3 separate regions of the Homo sapiens genome follow, and all the other regions are linked to region 3. The links are chromatin contacts, found by Hi-C or POLR2A ChIA-PET in ENCODE. All regions are on one chromosome and are shown on one strand. The core of a region is the stretch at or near the end of the contact, and the rest is flanking DNA. Distances in the headings are between cores, read along the strand shown.

Region 1 (4,141 bases), core at 222-2,721, 100 kb after region 3:
TCAACATACGAATTTGGTGGGGGGACATTCAGACCTTAGCATATGTGATCTAGTAGTTCTGCTCCTGGATATGTATCCCTAAAGGACCTAAGAAGGGACTTCAAGAGAGATGTGTACACCCATGTTCATAGCATTACTCATAATACCCAAGAGGGGGAAACAATCAGCAGATGAGTGGATAAACCAAATGCGGTCTATGGATATAGTGGTGTATTATTTGGCCATAAAAATTTCTGGTACTTGCTACCACATGGCTTTTTCCCAGGGAAAGTATTAGTTTTTGTTTGACAAAACACCTTGATAGGTCATGGTTCTGCAAGGCAGAGATGTGAAACAAAGAAAGCTAACTGTTGCAAATAATAAAAAGTTGGAGTTCCTTTGAGCTAAAGCTAAAGTGGCAAAGGAGGAAGAGGTTCATCCCTACCCTTCTGCACCCCATTATTTTGAAGAAAAAGAGTGGCCTGACCCTCCAGATCTTTCTTTTCTGGAGGACACTGGGCGAAAAGTAGTTGCCCCAGTGACTGTTCGAGCAGTTGATGGCTTGCTAAGTAAGAATGCTAAACACAAAAGGACAACTCTTGTTTGATCCCACTCATATGAAGGGAAATTCAGAAAGAAAGTGAAATAGTGGTTACCAGGGTCTGGGGTGAGGGTGGAATTTGGAGCTCTTTTTCAGTGGGTACAGAGTTTCAGTTTGTGGTGATAAAAAATGCATGTAAGCCGGGTGTGGTGGCTCACGCCTGTAATGCCAGCATTTTGGGAGGCCAAGGTGGCCGGATCATTTGAGGTTGGGAGTTTGAGACCAGCCTGGCCAACATGGTGAAACCCTGTCTCTACTAAAAAATACAAAAATTAGCTGGGCGTGGTGGCACACACCTGTGGTCCCAGCTACTTGGGAGGCTGAGGCATGAGAATTGCTTGAACTGGGGAGGCAGAGGTTGCAGTGAGCCGAGATCATGCCACTGCAGTGCAGCCTGGGTAACAGAGCAAGACTCCATCTCAAAAAAAAAAAAAAAAAAAAAAAAAAAAAGCGTGTAGAGTGGACATGCTTAGATCCAGTAACTGATACCCCCAAATTATATGCTTAAAAATGGTTAAAATTTTGGCTCTTCCCCACCCGCCCCACCCCTAACCCCCCACCCCCCCCAAAAAAAAAAAACCCAGGTGAAAAAGGAAGAGCTTAGACTTCAACCAACCAACCTCCCACCCCTGGAATTAAAAAAAAAACAAAACAAACCAAAAACAAAGCTAGTGCAATGGTCATACTGTTCCATGTCATACACAGCAAGGGGAGAATGCATTATTCTCTCAATGGATGCCTTTCGAAAGATATGCTTAAAGCAAGTGCCCTCCTGCTGCTACAAAGTGCAAGGCTGCCTGTGTCAGGACTAAAGGAAGAATACCGAGAACCCCAAGTTATATCCTTGTTGCCCCTGCTGGGTGGAACAGGGCAGAGCGATGTGGGTGTGGATTAGCGCCCTCTGGTTGCTGAAAGTGAATTCACAGTTTGTTCTAGTCCCCAGTTAGATGACGTTGGAAATGATAAAATTACAGTAGTTAAGATAGTCAATGGCATATTTTCAAACATCCCGATGTTCTTTCTCTCCAACTGCCATAACTAGTCCTAGGTCTGGACTTTTCCTCTCAATGCATTCAGATAAACTTTTATCAGCAGGCCTGCTATTTTATCACAGTATTTTGGCCCAATCTTTTTTTTTTTTTTTTTTTTTGAGACAGGGTCTCACTCTGTCGCCCAGGGTGCTGGAGTGCAGTGGCGTGATCTTGGCTCACTGCAGCCCCGACCTCCCTCATCCTCCCATCTCAGCCTCAAGTAGCTGGACTACAGGCGGGTGCCACCATGCCCAGCTAATTTTTGTATTTTTTGTAGAAATGGGGTTTTGCCATGTTGCCCAGGCTGGCCTTGAACTCCTGAGCTTAAGTGATCCACTCGCCTCGATTTCCTAAAGTGCTAGGGTTACAGGCGTGAGCCACCATGCCCAGCCCAGACTTCCTTCTCATCCAGGAAATTCCAAAATGTCTTTACATACATATTCTTATATTGTGTAATAAAAGATTCTGAAGTCCATTACTGGCTAGAATAATAACTAGAAATTGCTTAATATTACTATACATTGCATTTGAACTTAATCTCCACAGTAACAATTAGGTAGTATTACTTGGATTTCATGGATGAAGAAAACCAAGATACAAAAAGTTCACACAGCCAGTAAGCAGATGAGCCTGACTTCATAGTCATACATAGCCTGAATTGAGTCCCAGCAGGAGCACATGGGCATGGACATCTACCAGATTTGGGAACTGGCGTAGCCAAGCAAGAAATAGGAGACGGAATCAGGAGTTAGGATTCCATGCTTAGGACCATCCCAGATGGATGGCTGCCTCCCTCTGGGAGCTGCACTCTTCTGAGGTTGCAGGCATCCAGGGCCAGGGTGCTTCTGTGAGGTGTGCCAGCACGTGCCACTCTGCTGGATACAAGCTATCATGTTCTGAGGGCTGCTTCCCTCAGCATAAGAAGGGGCTTCTATTGGGATGTGTAGGCTTCATTGTAGGGTCCACTTGAGTCTTTTTTTTTTAGAGACAGTCTCGCTCTGTCAGCCAGGCTGGAGTGCAATGGCGCGATCCCAGCTCACTGCAACCTCCACCTCCTGGGTTCAGGCAATTCTTGTGCCTCAGCTTCCCAAGAAGCTGGGATTACAGGCACATGCTAACACGCCTGTATATTTTTTGTAGAGACAGAGTTTCGCCGTTGGCCAGGATTGTCTTGAACTCTTGGGCTCGGTGATCTGCCTACCTCGACCTCCCAAAGTGCTGGAATTACAGGTGTGAGCCATCACGCCCGGCCCACTTGAATATATATATATAGCCAAGAATAGTTGGCTATACTTTCATCTTTGCCTAGTTCTAAGTAATTGATTGGTTTCAGGATCCAATAAACTCTACAGGTAAATCCACTAAGGTAATGGTCTATACCGGTGGTTCCTGAACTTGAGTGTGCAGCAGAATTACCTGGAAGGCTTCTTAAAACACAGATTTCTGTCCCCACCTCCCAGGATTTGATTCAGGCGGCCTGCTGTGGAGCCTGAGAATGTACATTTCTAACAAGTTACCAGGTACTACAGATGCTTCTGTTCTGGAGACTGTGCTGAGAACCACTATGCTATATCTTTCCAGGGACAGTAAGGATCCCACTAAAAAGACAAGAATTCGATTTTTATCAGTTTACTAAATCAACATCTTATATTTCTATACTAAACACTAGCCACTACTTGAGGTTTATTACTGTTGTGATTATGTTTATAAAACAGGGACATCTTGCATACCCCTAATGGTGTGAATAAAATCAACTGTGTCAGTACCTTTGAGCACTTCATAACTTAAAATTCTAAAAAATTGAGATTTGGACCTACAGTTTGCTATTTAACAGACCAGGTCTGGTCTTGACAGTAAAGCCACCATCAAAAGCTGCATTAAGAACCTCATCCAGGCAGCTTGCTGTGACAAAACTTAAATCCTGTCGTACGTTGCCTGGGATTCCCTCAAGGTCTTTTTCATTTCTCCGAGGAATAATGACTTGCTTCAGTCCCGCTCTGTGTGCCGCCAGCACTTTGTCTTTAATTCCACCCACCTGTAAGGAGAGAAAAAAGTTTTTAGGGTTAATGATCACCCTCAAGCTGAAAGAAACCCTGACCCAGCTTTCTTTCACTGAATTTAACCACTACTATTTTAAAACATCCAAATCATCTTCCGTTTTGTTATAGCATGAGCTAGGAAAGCCAGGAAAAAGGATAAGTAGTAACCTTTTTTTAATGTTTCAATTGGTGTTATATTAAAGACTCTGATGAGGGGGATTCTAAATTGTTGATAGGTATGAGTTCCTCTTCTGTCAATGATTGTTTTTATAAATGCTGTCAAAGTAAATTGGCATTCAGGTGTAATCACAACCGTCTAGTCTTTAGGTTGATCTGAAAAAGCAGCACGTGATTCTGACCATGAGCGCCGCTCCTGCAGAGCTTAGCTGTGTGCTGGGGTTACTTCCCTCTCTACAGGTTTAAAGCCAGAACCTCCATGCTGGTTAATGAAGAAAATGTATCCCTAAACTAGGCTCCTATGGTGGCTTTCA
Region 2 (4,330 bases), core at 540-3,039, 100 kb before region 3:
TGCTCTTACTAAAAGTTTATAATATTTGTTTTTAGTAAAAGACATCATTTAATGAACCTGTTGTTTCTAGTTAGCCTGTCTTGGAACTCCTCTTAGTTGAAAATCCTCTGATTTGAAACCTGTACGCTTGGGTTTTTTTTCTAAGGGGCAGTTTAAGATCGTGGCTAAGGAGAGTGTGAGGGTCAAGAGCCTCCCTGCACTGTGGACCAGCTGTTTGATTTGGGGCAGGTCACTTAACTGTTCGGAGTTTCAGTTGCTGCAATCTGTTGCCTTCTGACCTGTCCTTAAGGACATCTTTACCATATCATTTCAACAACTATGTAAAGTCTGCCTTCAGTTTTCAAAACCAGTCACCCCATTGTTAAAAGAAAAACTTAGGGCAAATTACATTTAGCAGAGTTGATCTGCACGAACAATGATTTACGAATCTGGCAGCACCCTGAACCAGGAGAGGTTCAGAGAGCTTCACCCAGCAATGAGGGCTGGCAGTATTTATAGGCAGAAAAGGGAATTGCCCTGCAGAAACAGCTTGATTACCTACGGGTTGGCATTTGCCTTATCCAGGCATCCTGTGATGAGGCATTTGCCTTATGTAGAAGTGGTCTGAACAATTGGCAGCCTGTGATTGGCTGAAGCTTGGCTGCTGTGATTGGCTGAGACTCAGCCATTTTTTTTTACAAGAATACTCTTAGGTTGCCATTTGTTCACATACTAAGGTTGCAGGTCACTATGTATGGAGGCACCTTTAGGCCAAATTTAATTTAATTTAACACCATTGATTTTTGAAGAAATATTCAAGGTCTGGCATTTTAAGTAGCCGCAATTCAAGAAACAGGACACCTGGACATGGAATGAGAGAGAAGTTGCCAAATCTTAAAAATACTTTTCTGAATTGCTGAATGTTTGTGTAACTTCTTTTTTAGGAGTTCTGAAAGATCAGTAAATGCCCTGAGTTTTTAAGAATACCTATTAGGATTGAAAAATAAATGTTATTTTTGAAATATATGTTTATAGTATATTTGTAATTTTTTGTTTTGTAAATTTTTTATTAGGATTTTCAAATACATAAGATAAGATAATGAATTCCCAGGGGTTCATCACCCACCTTCAACAATTACCAGCTCGTGATCAGTCTTGTTTCATCCTAGCCCTTACTTCTTCTTTCCACCCCTATTATTTTGAAGGAAATCTCAGATATATGGTCATAAATATTTTAATATGTATTTTTTAAAATATAAGGATTCTTCTGCTTTTTATTATTTGAATGAATTATCGAAGCTGTGTTTTGCTGTCAAAAAGAAAATGTCATCATTTCAGATGTTAAAGTTTGAAGACAGGCAGCAAAAATATGCAATATGCTTATCTTCATTTCCAAATAATACTGTTTATTGTCATTTCACTTTGGTTTTTTTGGCAGCCCTGTTAGGGGAAACCCAGCAAATGATCCGCAGCTGCATAGCGATATCTAAGCAAAAATGTCACTTCAGTCACCCACACCCCAAGCCCGGAACAAGTTCTTCATTGTTACGATTTCTTGAGCCAACTCGTGACACAAAATTTAGGTCACAATTGTGAGCAATTCTCATCCTCTTTCACTTTTCTATATGTGGAAGGATTTTCCAAATAAGAAATGCAAGGTTAACGTAGAATGAGCAGCGATCCTGATGCTTTTTATAAACCTTTTGGGGTAGTTAACAGGCATATTTCTCAGCAGGGTCACTGTTGGAATTTAGAGTGGTGCTGCCTATCCGTGACAGGATGTTTTGCAAATCTAGTCCCTCCCACTTTGCTTATAATATCCTTCCCCAGTCGTTGTGACACCTCAAACACACTCCTACATATTTCCTAATGCCCTGAGTACAGTATCATCTCTTTTGAAAACCACCAATTATTACACTAAGGGAAAGCTGCAAGCTTTCTTTTTTTATTTCTTCTTTTTTTTTTTTTTTTGGAAAACTGATTGTTTTGGGAGGATTTACATTTTCTTTGGATTCACAGATGTCTCTGTTTAAAGGCAATACTTTTACAAGAGAATGTGTTACTTTAAGAAGACAGACTTGTACTTAATTTGATGTAAATTGATCTGAAAATATCAGTAATTAAGATTTACCCATATTCTAGGAAGAAACTGCGTAATGGGTATAGAGTTTTATTTTGGAGTGACAAACATTTTGGAACTAGATGTAAGTGGTGGTTGCACGGCATTGCGAACGTAGTAAATGCCATTGAATTGATTATTTTAGTCGTGTGAATTTTACCTCAATTTTTTTTGGAAGTTGGAAAAAAATCAGCCCTTATTTTAAATCAGTTGCTTCAATGTTAAGTGTGAATAAACTTTGACTAGATTCCATGAAGAAACTGATTTGTGTTTCTTCTGTTCAGTGAACTACCTCTAATACCCATAGTCCCTGACACATAGTAGGAGCTCAGTAAAAACTTGTTGATGAATTAAAGGCAAATTAGAATTTTTCTTTTTTTAAGAGGTAAAGTCTCACTATTTTGCCCAGGCTGGACTCAAACTTTTGGGCTCAGGCAATCTTTCCTAGTAGCTGAGGCTATAGGCATGCCTTACCATGCCCAGTTTAGGATTTTTTTAGTGGCTTTTTACTACCTATTTGTAACTTCATGGTTACTATTCCAGTGGCCAGTTTAGATTTTTAACTGAGGCCATATATTTAATGCAACAAATATTTGAGATTTTAAAGCCGAATCACCCATTATTATGTGTCAGGCACTGTATTTTTAAAAATGCAACCTTCACACCAATTGTGAGTCAAAAGTTATAATTTATACAACATGAAGTGGCTTAAAAATGTTTTCCAGGGTTACATGGATAGAGATTTGGGCCCATAATGTCTTTCCCCAGAGCTGCTGTATACCCTCTCTCCTCCAGCAGAAGTTAAGGTTGGAATTTTCAGGCCAACGCATCATTGGATACTTAAGTCTTGGGTTGCATAGCACTGCTGACTAAAGCTCACTGATTTGACCCAAGTAGTTGGGGAAGTACTTATTTGGTCCTTAAGCAATAGGATCTGTTGGTGTGAGCCCCACCCTAAAGCAGCCTAGGCCCACCCTTCGATGTATTTTTGTAAAGCCTTTGTTCATTTGCCTATCCAGAATGAGGTCTGCAGCCCATACCACCATGAAAACCTCCACAGTACCCTGTTTAATGCTGCCAATTTTGTATACCTTGTTCTTGCCCCCTTGTCACCATGAATGAGTCAAATGATGAGTAAGTGGAAATTGTTTGTGGTGTATGGCTAGACAGCACAGTAGTGGCCAAGAAACATTTGGGCTCTGTCAGCCTGAAACTTCAGCATGAGAGCCCCTGACATATGGGGTGATAGTTTTCCATGTAGATGGGGTTTGCCCCTTCCCTTGCCAGAATTAAGTATTTTAGCCATTTTTTTTTCCATACTAGTCTTTTCCATATTAGGGTTCCATAAAAAGAAATCGCTTTTTCCTGGGTAACTCAGAAAGGACTTTCCATTGTCCCCACACTGCCCTGTCTGGTGCTATGGCTGCCATGAGTTTTTATCAGCTGTGTGTCACCCATCTCTCCTCCACTTTGGACACTTTCTTTTAGTTGCCAGCATTCTATAATATGGCAAACAACCAGATGATATAACCTTTAACCAATTATATGGAAGCAGGCATTTAAATGTCTTGAGGGCCTGGACACCTGGCCTCCCAGACTTGATAACTGTTCATTCTGCATTTGGAACTGGGAGCCCCAGAGCTTTGGCCTTCCCATAAGTAGCAAGGTGTTATTATATATATACTTTGGGTCGAAATAGACCTTTGGTCTGGGTTTACCTGTCAACATGCTACTCTGGTTTGATTGCAGAGAGGCTAGGAGACAGTGATGAGTAAGCACATGTCTGCCTGCTCAGGGTATAGGACTTGAAGTAGGAAGAAGGGTCCTTAATCGACCCTCTGTATTATTTTGAGGACAATAATTTGGCTTCACTTAATTTTTTGTCATTGTAGTTTTATTTTTTGGGTAAATTTGTATGTTCTCCACCAGAATTTTGAACCTCTATTTTAATTCCATTCCTGAGATTTTTTTAGAGTATCAAAAGTGATATGATCTTATTACTGAGAATAACACTTTGGAATTTAGTTGAGAGCTGATGTTTCTAGAACCTCCATCTGTTCCCCCTCTAGACTTGTAAGGAGTCCAGGGCAGCAGAATTCATCGGTCTGCATTTCCTTCCTTGTTACATAGTGACCCAGTGGAATTGAACTGGGTACTCCTCCTCTATCCAGTTCCTCCTCTTGCCATCACTAGAAGCTTTAAGGAAAAGAGGGAGAGTAGGTAGCACACATT
Region 3 (4,443 bases), core at 1,710-4,209:
GGGAATGGGGAGTAATTGCTGAATAGGAACAGAGTTTATTTTGGAATGACAGAAATGTTTTGGACCAGACAGAGGTAGTGACTGCACAGTGTTGTGAATAACCAAGTGCCCTAAATGTTATGCTAGGTGAATTTCACTTCAAATTTTAAAATTCTACAGCAAACATCATACTTAATGGTGAAATATTGAAAGCATTCCACTGAGTTTAGAACAATGATGACCATTGTCACCACTTCTTTTTAACATGGTAGTAGAGGTCTTAGCCAGTGAAACAATTACAAACAAGAAAAAGAGGAAGAAAAAGAAAGGAGGAGGAGGAAGAGAAGATGTACAGGGGGAGGGAGAGGATAAATAAAATGTCTGAGAATCAGTAAGTTAGCCAGGTGTGATAGCATGCCTCTGTAGTCTCAGCTACTTGGGGAGCTGAGGCAGGAGGATCTCTTGAACCTGGGAGGTCAAGGCTGCAGTGAGCCAAGATGGCGCCACTACACTCCAGCCTGGGTGACAAAGTGAGACTCTGCCTCAAAAATATTTTAAATAAATAAAATAATAAATAAATAAATAAATGAAAATAAAAATTTTAAAAAAGAATCAGTAAGGGAGAAATTAAAATTGCTATAATACACAAATGACATTATTATAGACCTGGAAAGTCTAAACAAATCTACAGATAAACTGCTACCATGACTGGGTACAGTGGCCCATGCCTGTAATCCCAGCACTTTAGGAGGCTGAGGTGGGCGAATCATTTGAGGTCAGGAGTTCAAGACCAGCCTGGCCAACATGGTGAAACCCCGTCTCTACTAAAAATACAAAAATTATCCAGGCATGGTGGTGTGTGCCTATAATCCCAGCTACTCGGGAGGCTGAGACACGAGAATGGCTTGAACCCAGGAGGCAGAGGTTGCAGTGAGCAGAGATCACACCACTGCACTCCAGCCTCGGTGACAGAGTGAGACGCTGTCTCCAAAAAAAAACCTGCTACCATTAATAAATGAATTTAACAAGTCAGTAGATACAAAGTCAAAATTTTTAAAAATTCATTGTATTTCTATCTAATTAGAAATTGAAAAAAATTAAATATCATATACAGTAGCATCAAGGACATAAATATACAGGGATGAACGAAACAAAACTGTACAGAGCCTCTACACAAAAAATTATACAACTTTATGGAGGATTATAAAAGATCGTAAAAAATGAAAGGATATAATTTCAGGATATGTTCAGGATCGAAATACTCAGTATTGGCTAGGGGCAGTGGCTCACACCTGTAATCCCAGCAGTTTGGGAAGCTGAAGCGGGTAGATCACCTGAGGCCAGGAGTTTAATACTAGTCTGGCCAACATGGTGAAACCCCATCTCTACCAAAAATACAAAAATTAGTCGGGCGTAGTGGCGGGCACCTGCAATCCCGACTACTCAGGAGGCTGAGGTAGGAGAATCGCTTGAACCCAGCAGGTAGAGGTTGCAGTGAGACAGGGTTGTACCACTGCACTCCAGCCTGGGCAACAGAATGAGACTCTGTTTCAGAAAAAAGAAAGAAAAGAAATAGTATTGTTAAGATATCACTTCTCCCTAACTTGATCTATAGATTCAAAGCAATCACAATTAAAATCCCAGCGGATTTTTGTGGTGGCAGGGGTATAGGGGAAAGGGAATGAGGGAGGTTGAAATGGACAAACCAATTCTGGAATTTATGTGAAAATACAAAGGGCCAAGAATAGTTAGGAAAGTCTTGAAAAATAAAAACAAAGTTGAAGGATTTGGACCATAGTAGTTTCTTCTTATCTGTGAGGGTTATGTTTCAAGACCCCTGGTGGATGCCTGAAATCACAGATAATAGCAAAACCTATATATACTATGGTTTTTTTTTTCTGTTATATACCTATAATAAAATTGACTTACAAATTGGTCCCATTAAGAGATTAACAACAAAAACTAATAATAAAATAGAACAATTATAACAATATATAGGAATGAAAGTTATGCGAATGTGGTCTCTCCTTCTCAAAATATATCATTGTTCTGTACCTTGAGTAACATAAACCATGGAAAGAGGAACTGTAGACAAGGGGGTACTACTGGGCAATAACTAAAATAGCCCAGTATTAATGCAAAGACAGGCAAACAGGCCAATGTGAAATAACAGAGTGTCCAGAAACAGCACACACATATACAGACAAGACAAAAAATAACACGTTAGCACAGCGGGGAAGAGGTGGGTCTTTTCTATTAGTGGTGCTGGGTCAGCTGAATAACCATATAGGAGGAAAAAGAGTGAATCTTGACTCTTATCTCATACCATACACAAAAATCAAATCCAGATAGGCGCTGAATGTGAAAGGTGAAACAATAAAGCTTTTAGAAACTGGCGTAGAAAAATATATTTATGTCCTTATTTTAGGCAAAATGTATTAAGCAGGACACGAAGAAGCACAAATCATAAAAGAAAAGTAGATAAATTGGACTATATTAAAGAGTATCTGTTTATCAAACAAACTATTAAGAGAGTAAAAAGGAAAGCTATTGGAATGGGAAAAGATTTCTTGCATCTGGGTATGGTGGCTCATGCCTATCATCCCAACACTTTCAGAGGCCAAGGCAGAGGGATCGCTTGAGCCCAGGAGTTTAAGACCAGCCTGGACAGCATAGCAAGACCCTTTCTCTACAAATAGATAAATAAATATTTTTAAAAATATTTTTGCAATACATATAACTGACAAAGATCTAATATCCAAAATGCATAAAGAACTGCAAATTCATAAGAAAAAGATTAACAACTCAACAGAAAAAAAGCAAATGTCTAGAACACAAAGGATGTTCCAGACAAATGGCCAAGAAACTTGTTTAAAAAGTGTTAATCCTCATTAGTCATCAGTGAATCACAAGTTAAAACCACAGTGAGATATCCACCCACCAGTATACTCAAAATTGACATGACACGTCACTTGCTGGCAAATATGTGGTGGAACTGAAACTCCCAAACACCATTGGTAGAAATGTAATCTGGTACAACTTTGGAAAATGGTTTGGCACTATCAAAGCCAAATGTAAGTGGCCAGGCACAGTGGCTCACGCCTGTAATCCTAGCACTTTGGGAGGCCAAGATGGGTGGATCACTTGAGGTCAGGAGTTTGAGACCAGCCTGGCTAACATGGTGAAACCCCGTCCTACTAAAAATACAAAAATTAGCTGGGCGTGGTGGCGGGTGCCTGTAGTCCCAGCTACTCTGCAGGCTGAGGCAGGAGAATCGCTTGAACCCAGGAGGCAGAGGTTGCAATGAGCCAGGATTGTGCCACTGCACTCCAGCCTGGGCGACAGAGTGAGATTCTGTCTCAAAAAAGAAAAAAAACAAAAGGCTAAATGTAAATAAACCCTTTAACCAGCTAGGTATATACCTAATAAAACTGGCACATTTACACACGAAAAGGCATGTGTGAGAATATCTACAGTGACATCGTTTTTCATAGACAAAGATGAAAACAATCCAAATAGTCATAAACAGAAAAATAGATCAACAATGTGTGTATATTCGTACAATAAAATACTATGCAGAAAGGAATATGAGGGACAGCTAGTACACCCAGCTGCATTTCATAATGTTGAGTGAAAGAAGCTAAACATAAAAGAGGCCATGCTTTATGGTTCCACTGATGTAAAGTTCAAACAAAATCAAACTCATTTCTGGTGTCGGAAGTCAGAAGAGTGGTCCCCTGAGAAGAAAAGTGGCTGAGGGTGCAAGAGACCAGCTTCTGGGCTCCCACAAATTTGTGCATCTGACTGGGCATCACATGAGGGTGCTCGCTTTGAGAAAACTCATCAAGTTATGCCTTCTCTATGTTTATGTTCAATAAATAAGCGTGGGGTTTTTTGTTGCTTGTTTTTGTTTTTGTTTTTTTTGTACAGATGGGGTCTCACTAAGTTGCCCAGGCTGCTTTTGAACCCCTGGACTCAAGCAATCCTCTCACCTTGGCCTTCCAAAGTGCTGAGATTACAGGTGTGAGCCACTGCACCCGGCCTAAATAAGCTTTTTTTTAATGAATGTAGCTTATACACACCAGTCTTTGGTAAATCTAAAAATACACTTATAGATGCACAAATAACCAAAAAAAATCTTACCTTTGTCCCTTTCTTACACAGGCTGGGGTCCTAGCCCTGCTTACAAATCTCCACCATCTTCTCAACACTGTGCTAGAGTTTTCAGCAGAAACCTCGTGCATATTTACAAAATAGTCTGTCAAACATTTCAACTCCTACAAATTCCAGAAAACCAGTTGTATAGAGTCAAAATCAAAATCCAAGTTAGGGCTCAGCCAGAAGACTCTGTTACTCAAAAATAAGATCACATACCCCGACTTGTTTTTTGAATTTTTTCATGGACTTTTCCCCTTATCATCAGCATGTTTAAATCCACCGTATCTCCTTTAACAGCTATGTAAT

The links. A loop is a pair of places that touch in the nucleus more often than their neighbours do. ChIA-PET counts read pairs that join two places held with the same protein, here RNA polymerase II (POLR2A). Pooled maps may share reads with other maps.
Region 1: a map of PC-9 shows a loop between it and region 3 (4-fold over the local background). The contact joins two enhancer-like sites. A Hi-C loop is called at or near these places in 7 of 168 maps with a recorded cell type or tissue (B cell, GM12878, MCF 10A and 4 more), 18 of 37 single-sample maps with no recorded cell type and 17 of 50 pooled maps. POLR2A ChIA-PET finds 5 or more read pairs at or near these places in 9 of 52 experiments (GM10248, H1, HepG2 and 6 more).
Region 2: a pooled map shows a loop between it and region 3 (7-fold over the local background). The contact joins two enhancer-like sites. A Hi-C loop is called at or near these places in 2 of 37 single-sample maps with no recorded cell type and 11 of 50 pooled maps. POLR2A ChIA-PET finds 5 or more read pairs at or near these places in 2 of 52 experiments (OCI-LY7 and activated CD8-positive, alpha-beta T cell).

What each region holds. Positions count from the first base shown.
Region 1 is chr16:48,351,086-48,355,226 of GRCh38, reverse strand. It overlaps LONP2 (lon peptidase 2, peroxisomal), which reads right to left. Exons shown (of 15, transcript NM_031490.5): 15 at 1-3,646. The coding sequence ends at 3,425. Among named protein-coding and RNA genes, the nearest start is that of SIAH1, 32 kb to the left of the region's middle. Within about 2 kb of position 1,471, at least 7 of the 41 ENCODE cell types and tissues checked have a DNase peak (open chromatin) inside an H3K27ac peak, as active enhancers do; they include gastrocnemius medialis, where a contact is called at or near this core.
Region 2 is chr16:48,555,914-48,560,243 of GRCh38, reverse strand. The region is part of intron 2 of N4BP1 (NEDD4 binding protein 1); the gene reads left to right. Among named protein-coding and RNA genes, the nearest start is that of N4BP1, 52 kb to the left of the region's middle. RefSeq lists a silencer at 2,832-3,126. Within about 2 kb of position 1,789, at least 6 of the 41 ENCODE cell types and tissues checked have a DNase peak (open chromatin) inside an H3K27ac peak, as active enhancers do.
Region 3 is chr16:48,457,032-48,461,474 of GRCh38, reverse strand. No RefSeq gene overlaps it. Among named protein-coding and RNA genes, the nearest start is that of SIAH1, 74 kb to the right of the region's middle. Within about 2 kb of position 2,959, at least 10 of the 41 ENCODE cell types and tissues checked have a DNase peak (open chromatin) inside an H3K27ac peak, as active enhancers do; they include gastrocnemius medialis, where a contact is called at or near this core.